2 separate regions of the Mus musculus genome follow, and region 1 is linked to region 2. Evidence: chromatin contacts called from ENCODE POLR2A ChIA-PET data. All regions are on one chromosome and are shown on one strand. The core of a region is the stretch at or near the end of the contact, and the rest is flanking DNA. Distances in the headings are between cores, read along the strand shown. Region 1 holds the start of Sp2 (Sp2 transcription factor). Region 2 holds the start of Pnpo (pyridoxine 5'-phosphate oxidase).

What was found. ChIA-PET counts read pairs that join two places held with the same protein, here RNA polymerase II (POLR2A).
Region 1: POLR2A ChIA-PET joins it to region 2 with 35 read pairs in Patski. The contact joins the promoter of Sp2 here to the promoter of Pnpo in region 2. POLR2A ChIA-PET finds 5 or more read pairs at or near these places in 4 of 5 experiments (Patski and embryonic stem cell).

What each region holds. Positions count from the first base shown.
Region 1 is chr11:96,972,915-96,979,986 of GRCm38, reverse strand. It overlaps Sp2 (Sp2 transcription factor), which reads left to right and starts at 2,299. Exons shown (of 7, transcript NM_001080964.2): 1 at 2,299-2,366. The coding sequence starts at 2,360.
Region 2 is chr11:96,939,930-96,946,997 of GRCm38, reverse strand. It overlaps Pnpo (pyridoxine 5'-phosphate oxidase), which reads left to right and starts at 2,979. Exons shown (of 7, transcript NM_134021.2): 1 at 2,979-3,267; 2 at 4,464-4,588; 3 at 6,043-6,142; 4 at 6,929-6,982. The coding sequence starts at 3,130. D030028A08Rik (RIKEN cDNA D030028A08 gene) reads right to left here and starts at 2,852. Exons shown (of 6, transcript NR_003293.3): 1 at 2,784-2,852; 2 at 1,905-2,153.

The DNA of each region.
Region 1 (7,072 bases), core at 1,050-3,549, 34 kb before region 2:
GGCGAAGCTTGACTGGGCAGGAGTGAAGAGAACAGATTTTGTAGGACAAAGGAAAGGCTTACCTAAGAAGAAAGGGAACTCCTATGTGTTTAGGGACTGTGACACCTTTCCTTGAGAGAAAAGACTAGGGAAGCAAAGAAAGGTGGGGAAAGGCATGAAAGACAAGAGCATGGAGGGTATGTGTGCGTGTGTGTGTGTGTGTGTGTGTGTGTGTGTGTGTGTGTGTGTTTGTGTGTGTAAGGGTGAAGGACCCAGTTTAAGCAGAAAGCTTTGATTTTATAAAGGACATAGAGTCCCAATGAAGGAACGGTGCGTGGGCACACATGTGCACACGGACGCCAGAGCAGGACATACACTGGGTCCTGCTCTGTTGCTGTGTCTCACAAAGCCTGGAGCTAGGTTGGCCACTGGCAGACTCCAGCCATCCTCCGGTCTCCGCCCTGACCTCACATGTGAGAGGTGGGGTTACAGAGGCTGAACTCCAGCTTTTCACACGGGCTCTGAACTCAGGCCTCTTGTGTTTGAACAGCAAGTGACATCTTCCCAGCCCCAAGTGAAGGATTCTAGCTCCAGAACTGATAGCATCTGATGTTTGGTGTTTCAAAACCTAACCAGAGAGAGGTAGACTGGTAATTCCAAATTACTACACTCTAAGCATTTGGCTCTTTATTGTTTATTTATTTATTTTTTTGTTTGTGGTTTGTGGTGTGTGTGTGTGTGTGTGTGTGTGGTTTTTGTTTTAGACAGGGTTTCTCTGTGTAGTCCTGGCTGTCCTGGAACTTTCACTGTAGACCAGGCTGGACTCAAAGTCAGAGATCTGCCAGCCTCTGCCTCCCTGCTGCTGGGATTGAAGGCCTGGGCCACTGCCACCCAGCTTGGCTCTATATTTTGTTATCACTTTATCTCAGCAACCTTTTCTTCGAAGTGACAGGAAGAAGGAGGAGGAAGATAGAAGAGGCGAAGAGAAAATGTAATGAGAGCTGGGGAACAGCTCGACGATACAGTTCATGCTTAGTGTTTATACAGTTCATGCTTAGTGTTGGGGACTTGATCCTCAGCAAATAAGACCCCAGCAGGGATGTATGTGTCTCATCTACCTGCGATCAATGTCTCTCAAATGTTGATTTGGGAAGCTTTGTTACATGTTCTTATAAGTTAATTTACTGGATGTAAAACATTTTTTTCTCACTGTGGGTTAAAACAACAAAACAAAACCAACCAGGAAGGGTGGTACTATGAGGTGGATGTGTGAGTGCTCTGGCTTCAACAAGAGTCTAAGGGTCCACTGCAGATGGGGTGTGGGGTTTCCTACCCACGCAGGTCTCAAGCCAGCGTGAATTCCCTCTGAGTGCTACGTACAGCTTGCCTAAGTTAGTCGTTCGCAGAGGGCCTGGAAGAGAAAGCTAAACCTACCTGTGGTGCCTGTCAAGCACGGCCCCTCATACAGGAGGAGATGAAGCAGAGACCAAGCAGGGTCGCTAGGATGCCAGCGTGCAATTCTGCCCACCTGAGGCGCAGGCTAAAATGCAGATTCTAGGCACACACACCCCGCCCCCCGGGAAATAGCAAATGTAACTAGGGACGACCCTAGGGATCTGCTTTTGATAAAGGCTCAAACACGCCTGTCTGAAGCTGAGAGGATCAGGGAAGCTCTGCGAAACATTGGTGAAGATTAACAGGGGCTTGAGATGACATAATGACAATTCCCTCTAGGAAGTGCCAGGTAACCCAACTCCTGCCAGGTCGTCGACTCTCGAGAGGCGATGGATGGCGGGCGAGGGCCTGAGGTGAAGGCGATGCGCTCACTGGGGGCCGGGCACCGCGTATCCGACAGCTACACTTGAGACTCACCATGCCAGACTGTATTGAGAGATGTATAAGCTCTTTACGGGGCATTTCACAGTAGCACTTCTGATTGGCTTTAGGGCAGATCTATCACTTATCTGCTGGGTTAGAGGTGGGTGGAAGGTCAATTACGACCAATACAAAAACACTTCTCGGCTAAGCCCCTCCTCACCCAGCTTCCTGTTGCTGTCCATCAACCTCCTAGCAGGCGGGACTTTGCCTCCCGCCAGTTGGCTAAAGGATACGTCGTTCATTCCCCCGTTGATTTCCGGTTGGCGACTCCTACCGTCTATCAATGACACTTCACAGTTCTATTGGCCAGACCAACGTCACTCTAGATGCTTCCCAATGATTGGTTGAAAATGCTGTCGGTCCCCAATGTACCAAGCGTTCATTGGTAAAAGCTGCCGTCGCTCGGGCGGTGGCGGGCTCCGGGATTGGCGGGTGCTAGGCGGGCGGTGTCAGGCTCTCGGTGGCGGCGGAGGCGGCGGAGGCCAGGGAGGAAGATGTCGTAATGAGCGGTGGGTCCTGGCGTCTGCCGGCGGCGTCTTCCCGGCCCTCAAGGGTCGGGAAGACGGACAGAGGCCTCGGGGAGGGGAGGCCGGAACCGGGGGTGCCCCCCTGGGACTGGGACTGGCGCCGGGGCCCGGCTACGGGAGGGGCGGGGGAGGAAGGATTCCCGCCCGGAGGAGGAGCGCGGCTGGCCGGCCGGGCGGAGGCACCCGGAAGGGGGCGTTAGACTCCCCGCCCCTCGGAGCCCCGGGCGGGAGGGCGGCGCTTCCGGGGCTGGCAGGCGGCGGGGGCAGCAGGGCGAGCCTGATAACCCCCTTCGCCCCCTCAGCTTGGGTCGCGCCGGGCCTTCAGCCTGCGCCCGAGTTTGCTCCACGCAGGCGGCCGACGCCCCCTCGGGCTCGTCCTGTGGGCAGCCCAGGCTTGGGACCCAGGTGGTGCCAGTCAGATGGGCCCTGCTGGTCTGAACTGCAGCCTGCTGGCCGGGCCACCGCAGTCCCAGAGGGTGGCAGGATTGGAGGGAACGCCCTAGGCAGATGACTGCTGAACGAAAAACCGACTTTTAATGTTTATACCTGGATCCTTGAGCCTGCGGCTAGTATCTGCAAGCTCTTGGAATTTTAGAAGTTTGGAGAACTTGTGGACAGAGCTCCCAGGCTATGGCCCGATGCCCCTTGCGGGGGGTGGGGGGGTTGGGCAAAAATGCACTGGAATTCCAAAAAAGCGTAGGCGCTATCGCTCGTAACAGATGACCTAAGAAATAAAATAGATGCTTTTCTTCATCCGCGTTGCTGGCTTAAGGGTGCTCAGAATCTTCCCTTCCTTCTTAGGTTTCTTTCCCAGTGCCTTATTCTAGTTTTAGTAGAAAAGGAACTGTCTTTTGCGCTGGGCGACTGAGAAACCTGTCCTCTCTACATTCCTTGGTTTTGATTCTAATAGCCTGTCATGTTTAATCGTTTCATAACTAACATGATCCAGGGGGACTCTGTTTGGTTTTTTCTCCTGAACTTTCCCCATTTTTAGGAGGTTACAGGATTATTACATATCAAAATAAAAGTTTGGGCCTGTAGAGGCCTGTCAACGAGGAGAGAGGCAGACCATAGCCAGTGGTCTGTGAGCCAGGAATTGGCCCAAGGGTCCCCTTTATACAGATTTCATTGTAGAAAGGCGATTAACTTTTCAGTGTGTACTGGCAGGAACAGGCTACAGCTGTTCCATGCTGTGCCCTAGAAGGCCCTTGGCATTACAGAGGACAAAACCCTGAGTTGAGACACCCCCCCCCCACCCCCCTGTGGTGATGAAGGTTGAATCCACAAATGTTGGACAAGCACCTCTACGGCTGAGCTGTCTTGGAGGGCTAGAAAGGTTAGGGTGAGCCAGCTCACAGTGAACTGGCACAGGGGATGACAAGAGCCCAGACCACACAGTAGCATTTTCCATTATTGACACAAAGAAGTCCATTGTCTGTAGCGATGAGTATAACTGCAGTGTCTTGTTTTCTTTTAAATTCTTAAGGACAATGAACAGCGCGGATCTCAGAACCTCCCAATAGGGCTTATGTCAGTGTTGCAGTGGTTTCTTATTTAGGTGGTAGGGTGTTGGAGCCTGGTCTTGCTGTGAAGCCCTGGCTGGCGTGTGTTTGTCCTGTGATCTGTGTAGGCCTTGAACTTGAGATCTCTATGCTCCAGCCTCAGCCTCCCAAGTGCCGAGGTTATGGGTGTGTACCAATTTGCTTGGTTTCTAGTGACCAGGCAGACGTCAATCAATACCAGTGACCATGAGTTATCTTTGGCTGAAGTGACGGATGAGCTGTCTAGTTCCAGTCCTCCTACTTGCCTCTTTGAGTAAAATCAACAGCCATTGGGAAAAATAAGCTGCTCTGACACCATTGTGAGCTCCGCAAGCTAGGCTGCTAAAGACACAGGCTCTTTGCCAAAGAAAACTAACTAGGATTTGTCCATAACCGGATCTTCCCCTGGGCACCCAGCTGCTCTGAGGGGAAGAGTTTGACATCCCTGCTGATACTACATAGATGACCTCTACTTAGATTTGATTTAAACATTGGGCCAGGATCACTGAGAAGGCCCAGTGGGTAAAGACACTTGTTGCCAAGTCTGATTACCTGAGGCCTTGTGTCTCACCTGGAAGGAAAGAAACAACTTCAATACTTTTGTACACAAAGACACATACACACAGGGAGGGAGGGAGCACAAAACCAATACATGAATTAGAAGATATCAAAAAATGTGGGCCTGTGGAGGCCTGTCAAAGGGAAGAGAAGCAGTAAAAAAGATTACACGGCAGATGTTTGGGTAAAAAGCCCATCCATGCCGGGCGTGGTGGCGCACGCCTTTAATCCCAGGAGGCAGAGGCAGGTGGATTTCTGAGTTGGAGGCCAGCTTGGTCTATAAAATGAGTTCCAGGACAGCCAGGGCTACAGAGAAACCCTGTCTCGAAAAACCAAAAAAAAAAAAAAAGCCTATCCATTCCAGCAGGTAGAGAAGTTAGTATTTTGGTCTTGACTATCTTAGTTCTTCTAAGTGGTTAAGTGTTTTGGAGAAGTTATAATCCCTTGTAGCAAGCAGTGTCAAGTCTGACCGTTGACGCATATGTGGCAATCCCCAAGCTTTCTTTAAGCAAGTGTTGCCCAACCATGGCCCTTAGAACGACTTTTAAAGTTTCTTGCAGCCAGCTAGTAGACTCTAGCAGTTTTCTAGACCCTGAGCACTCCACTGCTGTAAAAATGGGACTTTTTTTTTTTCTAAGTTTCCTTCAGTCCGTCTCTTCTTTGTTCTATCTACACTCCAACTGGAAGCTTTGCTTGCAGATATTGAAAGTATCAGTCATTATTTTGGAACAAGTGGATAATGGGCACAGAGAGAAAGAGGCAGAGAGACCTTATTGTGAAGGTGTTGTGGAGTGTTGTGAGAGCCTCTGGGTTGACAGCATTATGTAGCCTCATTTTAAGCCTTGTGGGCTGTGAATTTGGAGTAATCTGTTAGGAGATCATATACTTCCTTATATGTTTACTGGGTGGCATGTCTGGACTGTACTTTTGGGTGATTTAAAGGGTGTGTAAACTTCTTCCCAGGATGTTCTAAACCAGGGGCCCAGGCTGGGGATGGTTGATGCACGTAATCCTAACATATTCAAGGTTAAGGCAGGAAGATTGAGAGTTTGAGTCTACCCTAGGTTACTTATCGAGTTGCAGGCTAGCCTGGGCATAGCAAGACCTTGTCTCAAATGAACAAACACAAGGAAATTATACCCACAGGATGGCCCAAATGAGTGGTTCTGCTGGGAGCTTCAGTCACCCGAGCCGTTGGTGCTTCTCTGTACTGCTGTGCAGACTCAGGCATGGCCCATCTCCCTCCTGTCCTTCTTTCTCCTTTCCTTCCACAGCCAACTCTCAGGTCTTTGTTTCTGAAATGTAGATGCAGTTCTGTCTCTTAGGGAGCTTTCTTCATTACCAACCAATGTTTTCATGAGCAGCTTTTCCGAAGACCCCAGGGCAGAAGGTTCTTTTGGAGCCTGGTGGGAAGGTAAAAGTGGTTGAAAGTATGGGGCACGCCAGGCTAAGCAAGAATGAGGCTGGAGGAGGGGCTGGAGGAGGGGGTGGGGGTGTCACTCTCGAGAAGCTCCCTGGTGTCAGTGGTGGACTTGTTCCAGTTGACAAATGGTGAAGTAGAAAACTTTTTCTACTGCTTCATGGGACTCTGAAGGTAAAAACAAAACACAGGCGCAAGTTCAGAATTGGCACCAGCAGCCAGACCTCTCAGTATGCTTCTGGACTGCTCTCTGTCCCTGGCACAAGCATCACTGTGCCTTTCCTCGGGGTGCACTCCAGACTGGCATGCTCTAAGCTGAGACATTGCCCAGTACAGGGCTGAGGGTGGGCAGAGTATCCCATCTTGCTGTTTCTCTGTGTGCCCAGAGGGAGCTCCTGGCAGCATGGAGACATGAAGCTGTCACATCACTGTACAAGCTAGCTGAAGCCCAGCTGTTGGAGTCGGATGATGGGCATCTCATCCCTCAGCTACCTCTCTTTCTGCATCAAGACTGCTTGCTGGGACCGGCCAGCAGCTGCTGAGTTACAGTGCAGAGATTTAGCTTGGGTGGCGAAGGCTAAGTCCTTTGAGAGGCCAGTTTCCCTCTGTGTGGTGATTTAGGCCCTTCAGGTGCCATTCATGTCAGCCACAGGGCAAAATTGGGAAGAATTAGCAGTCATTGCACGTTTCTAAATGTCTCTCTAGAACTTGTTTGTTGGGGTTGTCATCTCTCCTGTGGGATTTGGTAAAAATCACAAAGTGGCTCTTGAGACTGGGAACGGGAATTAGGAAATAGCTAGTAGGTCATGCGATTAGAAGTGAAATAATTCTGCCTCTGGTTTATGTTTAATTGGAAATTGGAGGAGGAAAACAACCAAGAAACAGACAAAGGCTTTTCCCGGGTTTTAGAAGAGTAAATGGAAGCCAGCCTTCCTCTCTTCTCCAGGGAAATGAAGTCACTATTCATTTCAGAAGCTGATCCTAGCCTGGGGGAGCTCAAAGAGTGACTCACGAAGACATTGCCTAAGCAAAAAAGGCAGCATGTTTGTGTAGAAGGAGATTCTTGGGGGGGACTCCTGCTTTTCTCTATGACGGAATTCTGAGTTCCAGTGTTCTTTTTTTTTTTTTCTTTTTTAAGATTTATTTATTTATTTTACATATATGAGTAC
Region 2 (7,068 bases), core at 1,730-4,229:
TGCCATTGTGCAAGACACTGCTTACTGAGTTGGGCCTGTCTCCAGAAAAGAACACTACTACAAAGTCGGAGGATGGCGAACGAAGCCCCAGGAAGAAAATGCAGAGCCAGTTCGGAAAAACAACAAAAGGAAGCGAAGTGTCTCCAGGGCTCGGTCCTTATGCATGGAAGGCTCGCTTTGTGGTTTAGCCACCAAATCCCACTTAGCAGAAAAGCAAAACACAAGCCTACTTGTTAACTTCCAGACAAAAGGAAAATACAGAGAAGGAGTCAACAGCAAACTTCCCTAGACTGTTGCCTGGGAAGAGAGCGGCAGTTGGACTCCGGCTCTTTTTCCTTCCCCATCTGGTTTGGCTTAGTTTCTATGGAGCTGCGGCTGGAGTCCAGTGCCTGGTGCACGGGATGCCAGCGCTCTGCCACTGGGCCACCCCCCCCACCCCACCCCCAGCCCTTAATAAAGCCTTTCTTTGGAGATAAATTCTTGCTCAGCTGCCCAGGCTGGCCTCAAACTCATAATCCTCCTGCCTCAGCCTCTTAGGTAGCTGACTAGCAGACACATTCCACCACACCTGCCACTCCCCCCCCCCCCCAAGGTCTTAAACAAACAGAAACACCCACCAGGAATGTAGATTTGTAGCTACACAATGTCACAATATAAAGAATTGGAAACACTGTGTCTAAAAGATGGGCCCTCACTACCTTCAGGGGTGGGGCAGGTGCATCAGGTTGCTGTTTGAGCATCTCATCGATTTCTAGCTACTTGGCTTCAGCAGCATCTCACCGCTCCAAGGGCCCAGATGCATCAGCTGTTACTGGCCACCTTCCCTCTTCCTAAACACCTGTTCCACTGCCCATCTGGCAAATACCCTTTAAGACAATCTTCAAGGGCTGGAGAGATGGCTCAGGGGTTAAGAGCACTGCCTGCTCTTCCAGAGGTCCTGAGTTCAATTCCCAGCAACCACATGGTGGCTCACAACCGTTTGTAACAGGGATCCAATACCCTCTTCTGCTGTGTCTGAAGACAGCGACAGTGTACTCATTTATATAAGATAAAAAAATGTTTAAGACCGACCATCTCCAGTCGGCTCCCACAAGGAAGCCTTTCTGCACTGATTGGCCCCCTTCGGTTCAGTTTTCCTTTGCCTAACAGGACCATGCTAACCACCTGCGACTCTCTCTGGCTCACAGACCTGCCAGTGTGGCCAGGAATCATGCTATGGCCTTCACTTTGGTACTGTAAGACCTGGCTCAATGCCTAGCCTAAAGGCAGTCTCTGGTAAATGTTTATTGAATGGATAGGCTATATAAATACACATCTCATGGTTGTTGTGTGGTTTTGTTTTTTGGTTTTGGAGGTTTTTTTGTTTTGTTTTGTTTTGGTTGGTTGGTTGGTTTTTCGTTTTTTTGTTTGTTTGTTTGTTTTTCCTTTTTAAGGCTGTGCAGCTGGTATTAATCCCATGATCCTTTCCCTCTGCCTCCCAAGGGCTGGAGTCCCAGCTGTGTGGCGCCACACCCAGCTCATGATCCTGTCTTGGAAGTCTCAGTACCTAGGAAGCTCTTGCTCCAAAGAAAGAGCAGCCCCGGGAATAGAAAAAGAGAGTGGACCTTATAAGGGATGCTGATGACTAACTACTACAGTCCACTGCAAGAGCCAGACGACTCTCCCCATCCTGCTCATGGGAGAAAACGACAATGCACCAAAAATTCTAGGCTAGCCTCACGTTTACTATGTAGCCAAGGCTGGCCTTAGTCTAAGTGCTGAGACAACCGGCAGGCATGCACCACTTTTCTCAGCAAGCTTCCTTCCTCTTGCTTCTGTGCAGCAGATTGCGCTGGCTCAAGCTGTAGACAGAGGATAATGAGTTCCCACTGCAGACACCAAGGCAGGCCAAGAAGGTCTCTTACCTGGCACAGTGCTGGGTGCCTGTCTACATGGCTCTTGGGGCTCCCACTCCGGATACTGGTAGACACCAGGGCTACAGAGTCATCTTCCACCACGGGCTGCCCCAGGCAGATCAAAGCTGGAAGAAGCGTTGTGAGGATTTCCTACTTCTCTCTCAGCCAGACATCCACCACGTGAAGTCAGCGTGCAGGCGCCGCACCTGTTCCCTGTATCCTTGGCTGGCTATTGCCAAAAACTATGCCTCCCACTACCTAGAAAGGAACAACAAAGAAATAAAAACAGCAACAACAACAAGAAGAAATATGAAAAGGAGGAAATAACCAAGTTGAAAGAGGTTTAGGAAAGGGACAGCCCTTCCATCTGTTAGAGCAGTGGCTAGTAGTAACTCCACTGCATTGGGTATAGGATGCCCTGAGCCCAGCCCAACCCTTAGGAAAGGGTTACAAGTTAGAAGGGAAGACCATTCTGCTCTGGGGTAGCCTGATTCCAATTTCTGTCTTCTTTCTATTCAGCTGACTCCCTTCTCGCCTCAGAGTCTCCTTCCTGACCCCAGAGTGCTTCCCCAGTCCCCAGAGTATCAGCCCACCACCACGACCCTCAGCACCTGCCCTGCGGTTTACAAGGCAGTTTCAGTCTCTCCTTACTCTCAAGCCACAATCTTCTCCCTCAGTCTCTCCCTGTGTCCCTAACACCTTTGCTTCCGAGTCCGGCCCCCAAACCATGTTTTCTTGCCCAGTCTTCCAACCTCCGCTGCGCCAGGAGGGGATCCCTGCCCTACGTTCTTCTTCAGTAGCCCGCCACTGGCCGGCCACTTACTGCGGACCTCTCCTCTCCAGCCCCGAGACTTCGCCCCGCCCTCGCCTTGGCTGCTGTCCCTATACCTTTAACAAACCTCCACGTGCTTCTTAAACGGCGGTGACAGCATTTCCTTGTCTCTCTGCTCCCGCCCCTGGAGGCGCTGCCCATTGGCTGCTGGGTTCCTTCATTCCCGCTCTAATTGGTCTCGCTCCAGGTAACTCAAACCAATAAGCTCTCCAGGTATGGATCCCTGCTCTGGTCCTGGACAGCTATTGGTTGATCCTAGGCACCTTGGTTCCGAGAACTTAGGACTTACTAGCTTGTCTGGGGCTCTAGTAAATTCTTCCTTCCCAGGCTAGACACACAGGCTGAGCAATTGGTTCCGAACCCAGGGCCAGGCGACGCTGGGTCACGTGGCCGACTGCTTACATGACGTGCGGGCTGCTGAGCGTCACTGTGACGTTCAGGAGACCTGCGAAGTGGACGGGCTACCTCCGTCACCTGTGCTGTCGGGGTGCAGTCATGGACCTGGGACCAATGCGCAAGAGTTACCGCGGGGATCGAGAGGTGCTGCCGCTGCCGCCGGGACACGGAAAGGGGGTGTCCCTAAATTAGCAAAGGGTTGGAGGAGCGCCTTGTGCTTTCAGGGGCCACTTACAAGGCAACGGGATTTAGGGGTCACCCTGATGGGAGAAGAGGGTTTCAGAGACAGCTACTGGGGAGGGCCTCAGGGGAACCGTGGATTAACGTGTACTCATAGACCCCTTGACATCAGAACCCACCTGTGTTGGAACCCAGCCCTTTTCTGACTGTCTCGCTGTGGACAATTTATGCTCTTTGGGCCTCAGTTTATCCACCTGTAAAGTGGTGATACCTACTTCACAAGGATGCTGTGGGTTTGGGGGTTTTCTCATTTTTTACATTTTTATACATTTAGAGTGTACATGTGTTTATACATGTATGACAGGCGACAACTTTCAGGAGTTTTTTGGTTTTTGTTTTTGTTTTTTTTTTTTTCCCACCATGTCGTAGGTCACCAGGAATGAACTCAGGTTGTCAGGTTTCGTGGTAGATGTCTTTACCAGTCTATATTTAGGCATTTGTAAAATGCTTAAAACAGTCATAAACGTGATATAAATTTATAAAGGAGCGGAAGCTGGGCTTGTAGCTGAGTGTTGTGGAGTCTTGCCTGGTGTGTATGAGGGTTCTGGGTTCCACCTTTGGCACCAAATGAACTAGGCACAGTGGATCCAGAGTTCAGGGTCCGGCTACACAGTGAGTTCAAGGCTAACCTGGAAGCTCTTCGTTTTAACCTCCCTCATCATGATCTTCTCCCCACTCAGGTCAGGGACCAAGAGATCAGTTCTGGGATTGGGATCCAGAGCTACAGTGGCCAAGTGTGCTTATCCGTGAACATCTGCAGGAGTGCTTGACTGAGATGTAGGCTCTTGTGAAACCTTAGAACTACTTCATGAAAAAGAATGAGGTGACCCACAGGAACTTCAGCACACTCCAGCCCTGGTTCATCCCTTCCTCCTTAGGAGACTCAGGGACTTACTGGGCCGTTTTATGCCTGTTTCACCATCTGTAAATGGACATAGAACCTACTTCCTGAGTAGTGTTTTGTTTGGTTGGTGTTTTTTTCTTTCTCTCATGGTCATCATTATGATGGCTAAATGCATTTACATTTGAAAAACATCTCAGCCCATTGCCAGGCACAGAGTAAACATTGTTCATTCGCTGACATCAACCTCTCTTTCTAGGCATTCGAGGAGACTCATCTGACCTCTCTGGATCCCATGAAGCAGTTTGCTTCCTGGTTTGACGAGGCTGTTCAGTGTCCGGACATAGGAGAAGCCAATGCTATGTGTGTGGCTACCTGCACCAGGTACACACAGCCTGGGGCCTCTGTGTGGGTGGGTCCAGATGGAGATTAGGAAGTGCTCTCAACATTATTATATCTTTAGTTCCGCTATTAAAGCCAGCCTTCTCTGAGCCCCAGTAAACCAGTCCTTAACTGGTAAACCAAAGCCAGATCACTGAATACTCTCTAGTGATAAAATGCAGTTCCTTATACATCTCCATCCCTAATGTATCCCCTCACGGCCCTTGGCCTCCCTCAGGCTCCTATCTGCTCACCCCTCATGGCCCTTGGCCTCCCTCAGGCTCCTATCTGCTCAAGCCCTGACTTTTGGAGCTATATCTGCTGGGACTGGCCCTGAGGCCCTATTCTCTCTCTCTCTCTCTCTCTCTCTCTCTCTCTCTCTCTCTCTCTCTCTCTCTCTTTTAAGGATTTATTTATTTATTATATGTAAGTACACTGTAGCTGTCTTCAGACACCCCAGAAGAGGGCATCAGATCTCATTACAGATGGTTGTGAGCCACCATGTGGTTGCTGGGATTTGAACTCACAACCTTCAGAAGAGCAGTTGGCACTCTTAACCGCTGAGCCATCTCTCCAGCCCCCTTATTCCCTCTCTTGAAACCCAGCATGGGAATTACCAAGCAGTCATACCCTGTGAGAAATCTCTAAGGTCAGCCTCCTTATTCAGCTCCTCTTGTCCCTTCTCACTAAAGCACCAGGCATCAAGATGGGGCTTTGACACCCTCAGTGTTACTCAGAGCTCTGAGCAGAGGGCCGTCCACCATTGCTTCTCTGCGTGATGCATTAGTTCAGTGTGTTGGCGGTCCAGTCTCTCCCAGCAGTGCACGGTTTTCATCAATGTCGGAGCAAAGTACTATAGGCAACAGGGGTTTACTGTTTATACTTCTGGAGGCTAGAAGTCTGAGAGCAAGTGGTTGTCAGGGGCGGTGTCTGGTGATGCCTCTGAAGCTAGCCACCCCCTTACCGTGTCTTCATGTGACCTTTGAGAGAGCCCCCACTCTGTCTTGTCTCTCTTTCTCTCTCTTCTTACAAAGACACCAGTCTTACTGGATTCGAGAGAGTCCTACCCCATGGACTACATTTAATCTTAATTGCCTTCCTAAAACCTCTTATCTTCCAAAAACAGTCACACGGTGGTTAGGGCAGTGTGCCATACATCCCTTAAGGGGGGTACTGATTGAGCCACAAAGAGCCCCCAGACAGTGGAATCACACTTATACCTCCTGGACAGGTTCCTAAGGGCACTGTTTGATGGCATCGGAGCCCACAACTTGACTCTCTGCCGTCTTTCTCTTTCAGTTTATGTCTATGCATTTGTCTATATGATTTACACCATTGACATTTGCCTCCATAAGGGGGGCATGGCTGGGGCGTGGCTGGGCATGGCTAGAGGGGTTGCTCCGGGGTGAGAACAGTGGGTTGGGTTCTGACCTGGTGCTCTGCTGTGTGCCCCCTAGAGACGGAAAACCCTCTGCCCGGATGCTGCTGCTGAAGGGCTTTGGCAAAGACGGCTTCCGCTTCTTCACTAACTACGAGAGCCGGAAGGGAAAAGAGCTGGTGAGGGTCAGGGTGAATCCTTCCAGGACGGACAGGGCTAGCCTAAGCCCTGGCTTACACCACCCCTGCTCGGGCTCCCTCCTGCTTCCAGGCCTGGGCACTGTGAATGAATAAGCCACACCCACCTCCACATCTGCTACTCAGCAGCACCCGTTCCTTCTGGTCTCATCCACCTGGTAACCTACATATACACATATATATGTATATATGTAATTTTTTTGCTTCTGGCCATGCATTTGTTTATATGATCACATGATTGACACTTGTCTCCCCTGCTACACTGTAAGCTCTGTGGAGCAAAGGTTGCCACTTTTATTTCATCTGTTTTGTTCCCAGCACCTGTTCTAAGGTACACAGGAGTTGGCATTTCATATGCATTTGTTAAGCCAGTCGGAGTGCATGTCACATTGACTGTCAAAACTCCCTGAGTGAGCTGGGTGTGGTAGTTCACACCTCTCCAGTATTCAGGAAGCTGAGGCAGGAGGATTAGCACAAATGAGCACAGAATGGGACCCTGTGTCAAAAACAAGAACAGAAATATTCAAAACTACAACGATGGTGATTGGAATGGCCGAGCCTCTAACTGGAGTTAACCTGGCTCACACCCAGCTCTACCCCTGAGGGCCTGTCTTCAGCTATGCCACCGGAGGCTCACCTTTGAGAGTTTAAATGCGATGTAACCGTGAATGCACCTGTTGATGGTATCCTACTCCATCTTCTGCCTTCCCCCTACATGCAGGAAGTACCGATTTCCTGTTTCGATAGTACCTTTTCTCTTCTTTCCAGGATTCTAATCCCTTTGCCTCTCTTGTCTTCTACTGGGAGCCCCTGAACCGTCAGGTGAGTGGTCGTCCCCACAACCACTTCTGGTGGGCTGGGTGAGCAGGGGTGAATTTATAAATGAATGTAGGAATCATGTTCTGCCT